3 separate regions of the Homo sapiens genome follow, and regions 1 and 2 are each linked to region 3. The links are chromatin contacts, found by Hi-C or POLR2A ChIA-PET in ENCODE. All regions are on one chromosome and are shown on one strand. The core of a region is the stretch at or near the end of the contact, and the rest is flanking DNA. Distances in the headings are between cores, read along the strand shown. Region 1 overlaps TRAK2 (trafficking kinesin protein 2). Region 2 overlaps TRAK2 (trafficking kinesin protein 2). Region 3 holds the start of ALS2 (alsin Rho guanine nucleotide exchange factor ALS2).

The links. Hi-C counts contacts between places; a loop is a spot of excess contacts on that map. ChIA-PET counts read pairs that join two places held with the same protein, here RNA polymerase II (POLR2A). Pooled maps may share reads with other maps.
Region 1: a pooled map shows a loop between it and region 3 (7-fold over the local background). The contact joins the enhancer-like site here to the promoter of ALS2 in region 3. A Hi-C loop is called at or near these places in 8 of 50 pooled maps. POLR2A ChIA-PET finds 5 or more read pairs at or near these places in 2 of 52 experiments (T-cell and activated CD4-positive, alpha-beta T cell).
Region 2: a loop to region 3 is called in a pooled map, with 4 times the contacts of the local background. The contact joins the enhancer-like site here to the promoter of ALS2 in region 3. A Hi-C loop is called at or near these places in 3 of 168 maps with a recorded cell type or tissue (CD14-positive monocyte and CD4-positive, alpha-beta T cell) and 6 of 50 pooled maps. POLR2A ChIA-PET finds 5 or more read pairs at or near these places in 2 of 52 experiments (CD4-positive, alpha-beta T cell and activated naive CD8-positive, alpha-beta T cell).

The regions. Positions count from the first base shown.
Region 1 is chr2:201,412,301-201,416,485 of GRCh38, reverse strand. All of the region lies in intron 2 of TRAK2 (trafficking kinesin protein 2), which reads left to right. It also overlaps the pseudogene SCYL2P1. Among named protein-coding and RNA genes, the nearest start is that of TRAK2, 37 kb to the left of the region's middle. Within about 2 kb of position 2,350, at least 5 of the 41 ENCODE cell types and tissues checked have a DNase peak (open chromatin) inside an H3K27ac peak, as active enhancers do.
Region 2 is chr2:201,430,541-201,434,482 of GRCh38, reverse strand. The region is part of intron 1 of TRAK2 (trafficking kinesin protein 2); the gene reads left to right. Among named protein-coding and RNA genes, the nearest start is that of TRAK2, 19 kb to the left of the region's middle. Within about 2 kb of position 2,287, at least 15 of the 41 ENCODE cell types and tissues checked have a DNase peak (open chromatin) inside an H3K27ac peak, as active enhancers do; they include CD14-positive monocyte and CD4-positive, alpha-beta T cell, where a contact is called at or near this core.
Region 3 is chr2:201,778,750-201,782,858 of GRCh38, reverse strand. ALS2 (alsin Rho guanine nucleotide exchange factor ALS2) reads left to right here and starts at 1,926. Exons shown (of 34, transcript NM_020919.4): 1 at 1,926-1,982. RefSeq lists enhancers at 1,567-1,636, 1,647-1,876, 1,887-1,956 and a silencer at 2,087-2,256.

The sequences.
Region 1 (4,185 bases), core at 1,101-3,600, 370 kb after region 3:
CATTTCCTGGGATATGGGTTAGCTGGCAATGAATAGCCATAGTTTTCTGCTTGTGTGAAAAATAAAATTACTTTTTTTTTGAGAAAGGGTCTCATTCTGTTCCCCAGGCTGGAGTACAGTGACACGATCATGGCTCACTGCAGCCTGAACCTCTTGGGCTCAAGTGATCCTCCCATCTCAGCCTCCTGAGTAGCTTGGACCACAGGCATGTGCAAACCCAGCTAATTTTTTCTTCTTCCTTTTTTTTTTTTTTTTTTTTAATGTAGAGTCAGGGTTTCACTATGTTGCCAAGCTGGTCTTGAACTCCTGGGCTCAAGCAGTCCTTTCACCTTGACCTCCCAAAGTGCTGGGATTACAGGAGTGAGCTACCACGCCTGGCCTATTTCACCTTTTTTGAAAGATGTTTTTCACTGACACATGATTCTAAATTGGCTTTTTGTCCATGTGTTTTAATGATGCTGTTCCATTGTCATCTATCTTGAAATGAATAATTTCATTTCAAGTGAATGAAACTTTAATGTTCTTTTTTTCCTATCTCTCTGCTTTTAGGATTTTCTTCTTTATCACTGGTTTTTAGCAATTTTGCTTTGATGTGGTTTTCTTTGTATTTATACTGCATGGAGTTGAGATTCTTTGAACTATAGACTTACTGTATTAATTAAACTTGGAAGACTTCGGCCACCATTTTTTCAAATATTTTTTCTGTTTCTGCCTCTTCTTTCTTCTGGGACTTCAGACTGCTTGATATGACACAGCCACTGATGTTCTGTTCAGTTTTCTCCCCCCAATCTTTTTTTCTCTGTGCTTCATTTTAGATAATTTCTATTGCTATGCCTTCAAGTTTACTGTTCTTTTCTTCTGGAGAATATCTAATCTGTTTATCTTATCTAGTGAGTCTTTCATTTTAGATACTGTACTCTAGTTCTATTTGGGTTTTTAAAATGCAGGCATATCTTCTGTTTCTCTTTCCATTACGTTCATATTTTCCCCTTAAATCTTTGAGCATATTAAAAATAGAGGATATAAAAAATTGCTGCTTATTAATTCTGTTATTTCTGTCATGACGGGTCTGTTTCTGTTGACTCATTTCCCTCCTGGTTATGGATTACATTTTGTTTATTTTTGCATATCTAGTAATTTTGTATGGACTGGTGAATATTATGAATGTTACATTGTTAGGTGTTTAGGTTTTGTTGTCTTCCTTGGAAAAGTGTTAAAATTTATTTTGGCAAGACTTTAAGTTATTTGCTGATAAGGTTAACCCTTTGAGGCTTGTTTTTCATCTGTAGGTCTACAGATCATACTCTAGACCAAGCTCTAGTGTGCTTGATTCTAGCACTGATTTAATTATCTTACCGGTAGGCATGACTGGGAAAAAATGGACATGAAGGAGACATTTGGAGGATAAAATGGTAGAGAAGGAGTTGTCAAGCCTGGGCAAGAGTAATAAATGGAACATTATCAGAATATGGAAGCAAGGTGGAAGAGCTAGTCTAAAGAATATTTAGCTTAATCTACTAAGCCTGGATTGTACACTTATTTTTAATATTACATTTTGGAAGTAGGGAATTATTCTAGTCTAGAAGAGATGCTAGGGACTAGTATCTCTTGTAATGAATGTCACTTTTGTTCTTCATCTCCACTATACCGTTGAATACCTAATAGTCTGTTTTTAGCTCTGCATGTATTTATAGTCAACTTCTCTTCCTGAGTATTAAAATGACAATCTCTATGTAATATATGTGTGGCAGGAAAAATTTGGATAATCACATGGAACTTGTAATAATAGAATTTGGATATATGTTCAGGTCTCCTATTTAAGAGATCTGTAAGGATTGAGAGCTTATTTAGAACCATATTTAAGGTTTTAAATCTGCCTCATCTCTATCTCATTGTGGTGATCAAGCCACTGCTTCTCCTTCTGGGTGAATAGGGATGTCTGATATTGCCAGCCTCCTTTTATTAAACTTATTAAAATGTCATTGTGAAGTCAAGGTCAAGTCGTAGGAATTTACTCTCTTAAGGATTTGTTTTCTTAACCAGTACTTTGTTGTTCTTTGCCAGAGCTAGAGCATGTTTCATTATACTACCCACAAAGGAAATACCACATCTCTTTAAAAGTGAGAGGGTTGATATGACATCCTGTACTTTCGCTATTTTAAGCCCTAGTATTTTAAGCATGTTAACAGAAATAACTCTCCTTTTTTGTAAACAGCTAAGTTTGGGAGGTGTTAAATGATGGGCAGTACTGGGAACAGGAAGATAGTGGCAGATACATAAAAACACAAAAGCTCAGTTTGTTCAGAGATGGGGGTGGGGGTGTTATAGGTGTGCAAGTGAGAGAGTAGTGATGTAAATAGTATTCAGTGAGTACCTGTGATCTGCCAGATACCCTGGGTGCCTTAATTGCTTATTTTAGTTACTTCTTACTACTGTTGTGTGTGATAAATGATCTTTATTTTACAAATGAGAGAAATTAAGGCTCTGAAAGGATGAATCGTGTGTCTAACAATTAGTAGAGGAGTCAGATTCAGAAGCTACGTCTGATGCCAAAACCCATGATCTTTCTAATATTAAGAGTGAAAAATAGGACAATAAGTAGATTAGACACCTGGAGGAATTAGGAGATATGTAGGACTAATACTGTATGTTGGAGACATGATGTGTAGGAACTTGCTTTCTAGGACAAGTTGTCAGCCTTTGTCCTGTAAATGGCAGATAGCAACAAGAATGGGTACAGTGCTGGATAGGAAGTCGAGACCCAGGTCTGGTGGTTCTAGTGTCCTCGGCAAGTTACCCATCTTTAAGTCTCAGTTTCCTTATCTAGGAGGCAGGATTGGATGGTTTCCGAAAGTGTCTTCTACCTTTAATACTCTGTAATTATTTAGATACTATAGCAACCTTATTTTAGCAGTCTTGATTTGATCTCTAGGTGTAAAAACTCAATAGTAATACAGTAATAAAAATAGCTGACAATAGGTCTTTCAGTCTTTTCCCCCCTCCCTTAGTCTTCGTCCCCAATCCCTCCCCTCCCTATCCCTTTCCCTCCTCCAGCTGCCACGTGTGAAGGCAGAGCAGGAACAGCCTGTGTTTAGGGGGGTGGGGAAAAAGAGGCCCAGTTCTGCCCCTCCTGGAAGGAGAGGGAAAAGGTAACTATAACTACCCAATATTGCAGCCATGGAGTCCATGTTTAATAAATTGAAGAGTACTGTTACAGAAGTAACAGCTGATGTCACTAGTGCTGTAATGAGAAATCCTGTCACTAGAGAATTTGATGTTGGTCAGCACATTGCCAGTGGTGGCAGTGGGCTAGCTTGGAAGATTTTTAATGGCACAAAAAAGTCAACAAAGCAGTGGCTGTTTTTGTCTTTGATAAAAAATGATTGACAAATATCAAAAATTTGAAAAGGATCAAATAATTGATTCTCTAAAATGAGGAGTCCAACACTTAACTCGACTTCAACACCCTCGACTTCTTACTGTCCAGCATTCTTTAGAAGAATCCAGGGATTGCTTGGTGTTGTGTACAGAACCAGTTTTTTGCCAGTTTAGCCAGTGTTCTTGGTAACTGGGAAAATCTCCCTTTCCCTATATCTCCAGACATTAAGGATTATAAACTTTATGATGTAGAAACCAAATGTGGTTTGCTTCAGGTTTCTAAAGGATTGTCATTCTTGCATAGCAGTGTGAAAATGGTACATGGAAATATTACTCCTGAAAATACAATTTTGAATAAAAGTGGAGCCTGGAAAATAATGGGTTTTGATTGTTGTGTATCATCAACCAATCCTTCTGAACAAGAGCCTAAATTTCCTTGTAAAGAATGGGACCCAAATTTACCTTCATTGTGTCTTCCAAATCCTGAATATTTGCCTCCTGAATACATACTTTATGTGAGCTGTGAAACAGTCAGTGATATATATTCTTTAGGAACTGTTATGTATGCTGTATTTAATAAAAGGAAACATATATTTGAAGGCAATAAGCAAGACATTTATAAGAGTTTCAGTAGGCAGTTGGATCAGTTGAGTTATTTAGGATCTAGTTCACTTATAAATATACCTGAGGAAGTTCGTGAACATGTAAGGCTACTGTTAAATGTAACTCCAACTGTAAGACCAGATGCAGATCAAATGACAAAGATTCCCTTCTTTGATGATGTTGGTGCAGTAACACTGCAATATT
Region 2 (3,942 bases), core at 1,038-3,537, 350 kb after region 3:
GCTGATCATCAACAGATGAATATTTTAACTCGGCCATTATTATTATTTATAGCATGTTTGTTTTATATGTGCATAGTTTTGAGGTATTCTGTATTACAAATCCCATTTTTGTCCCTGAAAGCAGTGCTAATGATAGATTACTGGGCACAAAAGTAGAAATTGTGTAAAAATTTGATAGTGAGAAACACCGATTTAGATATATCATTGGACGATAAGAATGATTATGGGCCGGGCGCAGTGGCTCACGCCTGTAATCCCAGCACTTTGGGAGGCTGAGGTGGGCGGATCACGAGGTCAAGAGATCAAGACCATCCTGGCTAACACGGTGAAACCCCGTCTCTACTAAAAATACAAAAAATTAGCCGGGCGCGGTGGCGGACGCCTGTAGTCCCAGCTACTCAGGAGGCTGAGGCAGGAGAATGGCGTGAACCCGGGAGGCGGAGGTTGCAGTGAGCCGAGATAGCGCCACTGCAGTCCGGCCTGGGCAAAAGAGCGAGACTCGGTCTCAAAAAAAAAAAAGAATGATTATGAAGGGCAGTCCCATGATGTGTGACAAAAGATGTACCCATGCAGCTGACAATCAGCCAGAGGCGAAGAAATGTGACTGACTGAAATGGTTTTGGCAGAGGATTGTTGTTAAAGTGGAATGCCTGTTCAGTCAAAGGTGAAGGTTAGGAGTTCAAGAACTTTAAGCATGGTGAATTAAAGTGCTGCTGTGGAAACTTATCAAAAACCGCGGTTGACACCATGGGTTCAAGGCCTTTTCTTATCTGCAGGTGAAGCTCTAATAGGGATTCCTTAGCTGCCAGAGGTTACCGCCCTTTTCCTGTTAGTGAAGATTGTGTCAGGGAGGGGTTGCCTGCCTCGGCAGATATTCATTATAAACAAACAGGGCAGTTTTTAAAATGCCCAAAATATTCAACTAGGAGGAAATACTGACCCCATAAACCTAAATCTCACACACGGTTTTGGACGTTTAAACGAATGGATTTAACAGCCTTTTGGAATTCAGCCTGTTTGTAAGTAGAGCGACCTCCATGTATTTCATATTCTGACACCCTACTTATCTTTAAGTCAAATGGCAGTTAAAAAGAGGGACAAAATATTTGCTGGTCACAAATCCTATTTCCTCAGGGTCAACTTTATAAATGCTAATAGAACAGCTGTGCTGAATGTAGCCAGTGTAGCTTTCCCGCGGCATCGGTGCAGCTGGATAGTGATATGTGGCCTCTGCCTTCCTGAGGTCTGCTGCTTACTGTCCAGGCTGGGTTTTGCTGGTGATGCTCCTCCCGCCTTTTTTTCAGCTCTTAGCACTGAAGCCATGATAGAGTCTTTAAGTGGTTTAATATCTGGTTTGTAAATTACTGTGGTTTTTTGGTAAACTTTATCTGTAGTGTAGCCAGATACATTAAAATTAGTGAGTCTCTGTCTTTGTCAAAAATATATTATTTTATGAGGACAAGGTAAATTATCATTTTTTAAATTAGCTTATCTTTTGTCTGGATTAGGTTGCCACTGCCTAAGAGAGCTATTGCTGAATTGGTGATTGGCACTGTTCCTGCATGCATTTCAGCAGCCCACATGTGTTTCAAATTAATCCCCAAAGTATTGCTTATAAAATAAAAATTTTGAATATATTTCCAGTGTAAATGTTTCACTAAATAATTACATTTTTTGCAATCCCAGGCTCTACGCCCAGCAGAGGTGAACTTTCCCAGAGTTGTTTTAGCCTTCTCAATAAGGCTGTTTTGGCCAGAGTATCCTGTTTTAAGGAAGTAGCAAGATATTTTTTAGGCACAGGGCCTATATTTAGGCATTCACTGTTGACCAATTAGTTCTGTGGCTGGGCTAAACTATCTAAGTCATTAGCCATGTTGTGTCCTGCCAGCAATATTTATGTCAATGACATGTTTTGGTTGTTCTTTTTAAGTCTCATCCTTCTTAAAATAAGTTACTTGATTATTTTGCTTTATTTTCTTCTTCTTAATGTGCATGGATTACAAAGGCTGGCTTCTTGTTAAATGATACATGCCTGATTGGTTGTTTTATAAAGAAAAGCAGTGAAGTTGTTCCTAAAAAGGTTGAATAAAGATCCGGCAAAGAAAGTAGATGGCCCTGAAAAAAGTGCACAGAATACGTGTGCACAGACTAGGAAAGGCACTGAAAATGTGTCATTTGTGTTTGCCAAAGTTTAGTTTCTACTGCATTTAGGACTCTGTGTAAGCTTTTGGTTTATTCATGCATCCAAGAGACAGGAAGAGAATGATTAATCACACTAAGCTAACGTCACTCATCAGAAGGCAGGAAGTAAATTCTTTCTTAGGTTGAAAGAAGATGCTATCAAGCAATTGAGAGTAGGCCGTAGATTGTGCCCAACATTGTGTAAGGTACAATAACAATAATAATAATTATAAAATAGTACTTTGGTGATAGAAATACTAATAATAACCAGTACTTGCATAGCATTTACTATATTCTAAGACATTATTCTAAGACCTTTACATGTATTAACTCATGTTATTTCCCAATAACCCTCTGAGGTAGCTGCTACTATTATCCTGTCATAATTCACTTAGTCCCCATAAAGTAGATCCTGTTATTAGGCCCACTTAACAGATGAAAAAATGAGGTCAAGTAATTTGTCCAAGATCACCCAACCAGTAAGTGGTGGGGCTGGAGTTCAAATTTAGGCACTCTAGTTCCAGAATCCACATTCTTAACCACTGAGGTAGGCTGAATACTGGCCCTCAAAGATATGCAGTTCTTGATCCCTGGATCCTGTGAATATTACCTTATATGCCAAAAGGACTTTGCAGACATGGCTACATTAAGGATCTTGAGACGGAAGATTATGCTGGATTATCCAGTTTTACCTTAAATGTAATCACAGGTGTCCTTATAGGAGTGAGGCAAAGGAGACTTGACAGCAGAAGAAGACAGTGTAACAGTAGAAGCAGAGAGAAACTTGAAGATGCTACGCAGCTGGCATAGAAGATGGTGGAAGAAACCCTGAGCCAAGTAATACAACTCTAAAAGCTAGGAAAGACAAGGGAATGATTTTTCCCTGGAGCCTCCAGAGGGAGGGGGCATAACTCTTCTAACACCTTGCTTTTGGTCCATTGACACTTTTCATTTTTCTGACCTCCAGAACTGTAAGATCATAAATTGGTGTTGTTTTAAGCCACTAAGTTTGTGGTAATTTGTTGTAGTAGCAATAGGAAATGTATAGCCACACTGCTATGGAGAAAGATGCTAAGTATAGTTAAGACTTTTTTGTTATTAGCAAACCTTCCTCAGACCCATGAAGGAATGAGCTTTAGGAATCATCACTCTTGATAATCCCAGCTCTATGGCACTTGAAACTTTATTAGCAGGAGCACAGTTTCTTAGTCCTTATGTCCTTCTATGTGAAGATTACTCAGAGGTATCTTCAGACCGCATCTACTCCATACTTAAACGTGGTAGTCATTCTGGGTACACAGTTGGCTGTTGAGCCAGAAATTTAAGAAATACTAGACAGGGAGGGGTTCCAAGATGGCCAAATAGGAACAGCACCAGTCTACAGCTTCCAGCGTGAGTGACGCAGAAGACAGGTGATTTCTGCATTTCCAACTGAAGTACCCGGTTCATCTCACTGGGGCTTGTTGGACAGTGGGTGCAGCCCGCGGAGGGTGAGCCAAAGCAGGGCAGGGCATCGCCTCACCTGGGAAGTGCAAAGGGTCAAAGAATTCCCTTTCCTAGCCAAGGGAAGCCATGACAGACGGTACCTGGAAAATCGGGACACTCCCACCCTAGTACTGCGCTTTTCCAACAGTCTTAGCAAAGGGCACACCAGGACATTATATCCCATGCCTGGCTCAGAGGGTCCCATGCCCACGGAGCCTTGGTCACGGCTAGCACAGCAGTCCAAGATCGAACTGTAAGGTGGCAGCGAGCCTGGGG
Region 3 (4,109 bases), core at 677-3,176:
ATCTGTGAGCACCACCGGCCCCCCATGTATTGATCTATGTCTTTGCCTATAACTTCTGTCTCTCTAAAATGTATAAAACCAAGCTATAACCCAACCACCCTGGGCACATGTTCTCAGGACTTCTTGAGGCTGTGTCCCAGGCCATGGTTACTCATGTTTCGATCAGAGTATATTTAACCTCTTCAAATATTTTATAAAGTTTGTCTTTTTTCATCAACAGAACAAAGTCTTTCCTTTGGGGAGATTAGGGATCCTGAGTTCAGGATCTTCTAAGAAGAAAGAGGGAGAAGAAAAGGACTCGGTGAAAAGGAGCCGGGGCTCGGTGGCTCGCGCCTGTAATCCTAGCACCTTGGGAGGCTGAGGCACGTGGATCAATTGAGGTCAGGAGTTCGAGACCAGGCTGGCCAACATGGTGAAATCCCATCTCTACTACAAACACAAAAATTAGCCGGGCGTAGTGGCGGGCACCTGTAATCCCAGCTATTTGGGAGGCTGAGGCAGGAGAATCGCTTGAACCTGGGAGGCGGAGGTTGCAGTGAGCCGAGATCGCGCCACTGCACTCCAGCCTGGGCGACAGATCGAGACTCCCTCTAAACAAAACAAAACAAATCAAAACTGGTTGCAGGTAGGTTTTGTGGTAGTGGCTGATGGGATTTGGGATTTAAGGAAATTCACCTCTAGTGGTCTCACTTTCCTCAGAGATGTAAGAGACAAAATTTTTTATTTTTATTTTTACCAAAGCGGGTGAGTGAGTAGAGTTCAGTAAGAGGTTAGAAGAGCGTGAGGGCTGGGAACAGCAGGGGAGGGGAATAGGAGATAATCTGAGTAGCAATGTGTAAATGTGACTGTCTTAGGCTCAGCAATATTGCGTAGTCGCACGTGGAAGTCCCGACTGAAGTTGGACACTTTTCGTTCGCAGTGGTGCCAATTCTCAGGGTTGTGTGATTTTCTGCACCGATGCAGGAGTGAGCAAGGTTGGTTGAACTGTTGCAGACTAACAGTTTTGCAGGTGGGCGAAGGATCAGGGAGGAAATTGAGTTGAGGGTGTTGGTGAATAGGATATAGGAGTTTCAGAACCCGACTACACATCTGTCGTTGATGGTCTAAATATTTGCATGTTTGCAGGTCCAGCGATGGCACAATGCCTAGCAGCAGAAGGTTTGCACCCACTGTGCGACATGAGTGGCAGCTCTGGAAAATCATAAAATCATGGGAGGACTTGAGAGTGCAGGCTGGGTGGGGTGGGACTGTGGCTGCGAAAAACAGTGTTATGAAACTGTGCGCGGGACAAGAAAGCTGATTTTACTGATTGTATATTGGGGAGTACTACGGGAATCACTGGAGAGGCCACTTCATTTTCTCCTATCCCACCCCATCTTTTGGGGTTGCAACTAACCAGTAAGTTTACACATTGAGGATACAATGGCGAAACGGGGCCGCGAGGCGATGACGTCATTCGCGGGAGTAGGGGGGAGAAGCGACCACTGTTAGGGTACTGTCCATAAAGGCAATTTGAAAATATTTCAGCCTTTTTACTTTTATACTTCCGGCCCTTGCAGTTTGAGGTGGTAACAAACGACTGCTGCTCCCAACCACTTTCACCACCGCCTGTTACCATGGGAGCGCTCGGGTAGCTAGGCTTGGACGACTCTATTCTACGTCATCATCAAAGCGCATCTCAGGACTGATAGCTCCGCCCTAAACTAAGGGAGAGACTGTGCTCCCAAGTACGTAGCCTGCAGTGCCTAACGCATTCTCAGCAATTTTGACCCCCAACAGACGCCGTCGACAGTCTCCCAAGAACAATTCCCAGGAGCTCGGATTCCAAGAGCCGCCCGCGCCCTCGTTTACCTTCGCTAGTCGCCCTGCAGCCCCGCCCTGTCCGGAGGCCCCGCCCTCCATGAATCAGCTGATCCCGCGGACCCACTGGGTTGCCAAGCTCGCGCCGGATGCGGAGCGCGGTGCTGCCGGTGGAGCTTCAGGTGAGCGAGTGTGGGTCCCGGGTTGGCTATTGGCTAAGGAGGGCTTATCGGCTGGGACCCCTTGTATGCGGAAGGCCGGGGACAGGGAGCTAGGCGGAGGCTGTGGTCGAGGCCGGAGAGCGCCCTGCGGGGGGCCTGCGGAGACGGCGCCCGCATTTTCCCAGCTCTGGGTGCGATCGACTGCTCCTGCCGGTCCAGCAGCGCCCGAGGCGGCCCCTGCCTTGGCCCCAGGTTCTCCCACTTGCCCCGGTCTCTCCCTCCCCAGACTGGGCGCCGCTGCAGTGGTCTCAGCTGCGTGAAATTCCTTCAAGCCCCCTCTTCCCGCCTCCACCCACGCTGCCTTCCAGCTATTCATTCACGAGAATTTCTTGAATGCCCACACTAGGCGCTGAGCTGATAAACTGGGGTCCGTGGCCTGGAACCCTGCTGAGTGTCCCTGGCGGCCTTGCCACAGGGTGCAAATCGCGTTGAAGAGTGGACCAAGGGCTACTTGAAAAGGCGGTTGCGGAGAAAGAAAATAGCTTTGATAATAAGAATTAGTAGTTTAGGCAAGTCTTTGAGCCTATCAAGTAATTCATCAAGAGGAGAAGATAAGTTATTTTGAGAAGCGAAGCCAGAAAAATAACACAGGTCCTTGACGCTGGTGTTCGTCCTCGGATAATAGGGCTGCTTTGGAGACAGGCAACAGTAGACTGGTAGAATCGTTCTATTGCTTAAGGCTTTGATGGTGGAAGAGAAAAAACACTCTTGTTGAAGTGGCATATCCAAGAACAGTGCTTTCTTTCTGGTTTAGGATGGAGAAGGAACTGACTGCTGTACCCAAGTGAAGATCTTTACTCAGTTACCCTTATATTTGGCTATATGGAATAAAATTGTGTGATATGTTTATTCTGAGCAGGTACAAAACTTCAGCAAACCTATTGGTCCCACATTTTCCCCCCCATTTATCATATGATTTGGAGTGACCGGTTGACCTTTGAGTTAATGAATAATTTAAAGCAGTGAAAAATTTTTTGCAGTAAACTACGGTGTTTTAACCTTGATAACATAAGCATAGTGGTTAAGATTCTAGGCTTTGTATCTGAACATACCCAGAGTCACATCCATTTACATCTTTGATTTTGGGCAAGTTATTTAATCTCTCTGCCTCAGTTCTCTTGTCTCTAAATTGGGGATAAAAATGTTTTCCTGATAACAGTACCTTTACGTGTAATGGTTCATGTATCGTATTTATTACAGTGCCTGTTTTATGGTAAATATTCAATACATATTAGCTGTTTTTATAATTAATTCCTCCCACTACATCATGATCCAAACTGACTCTTTTCTTAAGTGATGGGGAAGGGAACTGAATATTTTAAGGAAGTAGCTATAAAATATGATTTCAAGTTGTTCTGTAGTAATTTTGGTGTTCCATAAGGACATTTTAATGTGAAAAAGATACTGACAGAATCTATACATGGTTTGAATTTATTAGTTTCTAAACTATGACCAGTATTAGCAGATTTAAAATTCATAATTATAGCAAGAAAACGTCAAAGTTGTTTAACAGTGTTAAAATTTGAAACTGTAATGATCCAGAAAAATGAAATACCAAACCGATAATTTTGGGAAAAAAACAAAACTTGAGTGGCATTATGCAGGCCATTTACTTTTTAAATGTACTCAATATAAACAGGAATCCCTTCTCTCCAAATTTCAGTTTTTCAGAATTTGGGCTGTCATTTGAAACACTTACTTTGGGCACTTTGACTGTTAAAGAAGCAAAGGGTATGCTAAGAACTTCAATGAGTCTTGATGTTAGTGTTTTTGTAATTAGGTGGAATCTCCTACCTTTTCATGAAAACTGGGTTTAAAGCAGTAGCTGCTGGGTCCATTCTAATGATAATCTCAAAAATGTGACTGACTTGTAAAAATCTACAATTATTTATTAATGTGAGACTAGGTAAAGTATGAGTTGAAAAACTAGGAAGAAAGGCAGAGTGGTGATTTTTAAGCTTGTATAAAGGAAGGCCCGCTTTGGGTACTATGAGGTACCTTTCTCACTCAGAGGCATGCTGTGAGGATTTGTGACTTTTAAATCATTTAGCTCTTTTTATAACTTTGTGGAATTAAATCTACCACGTA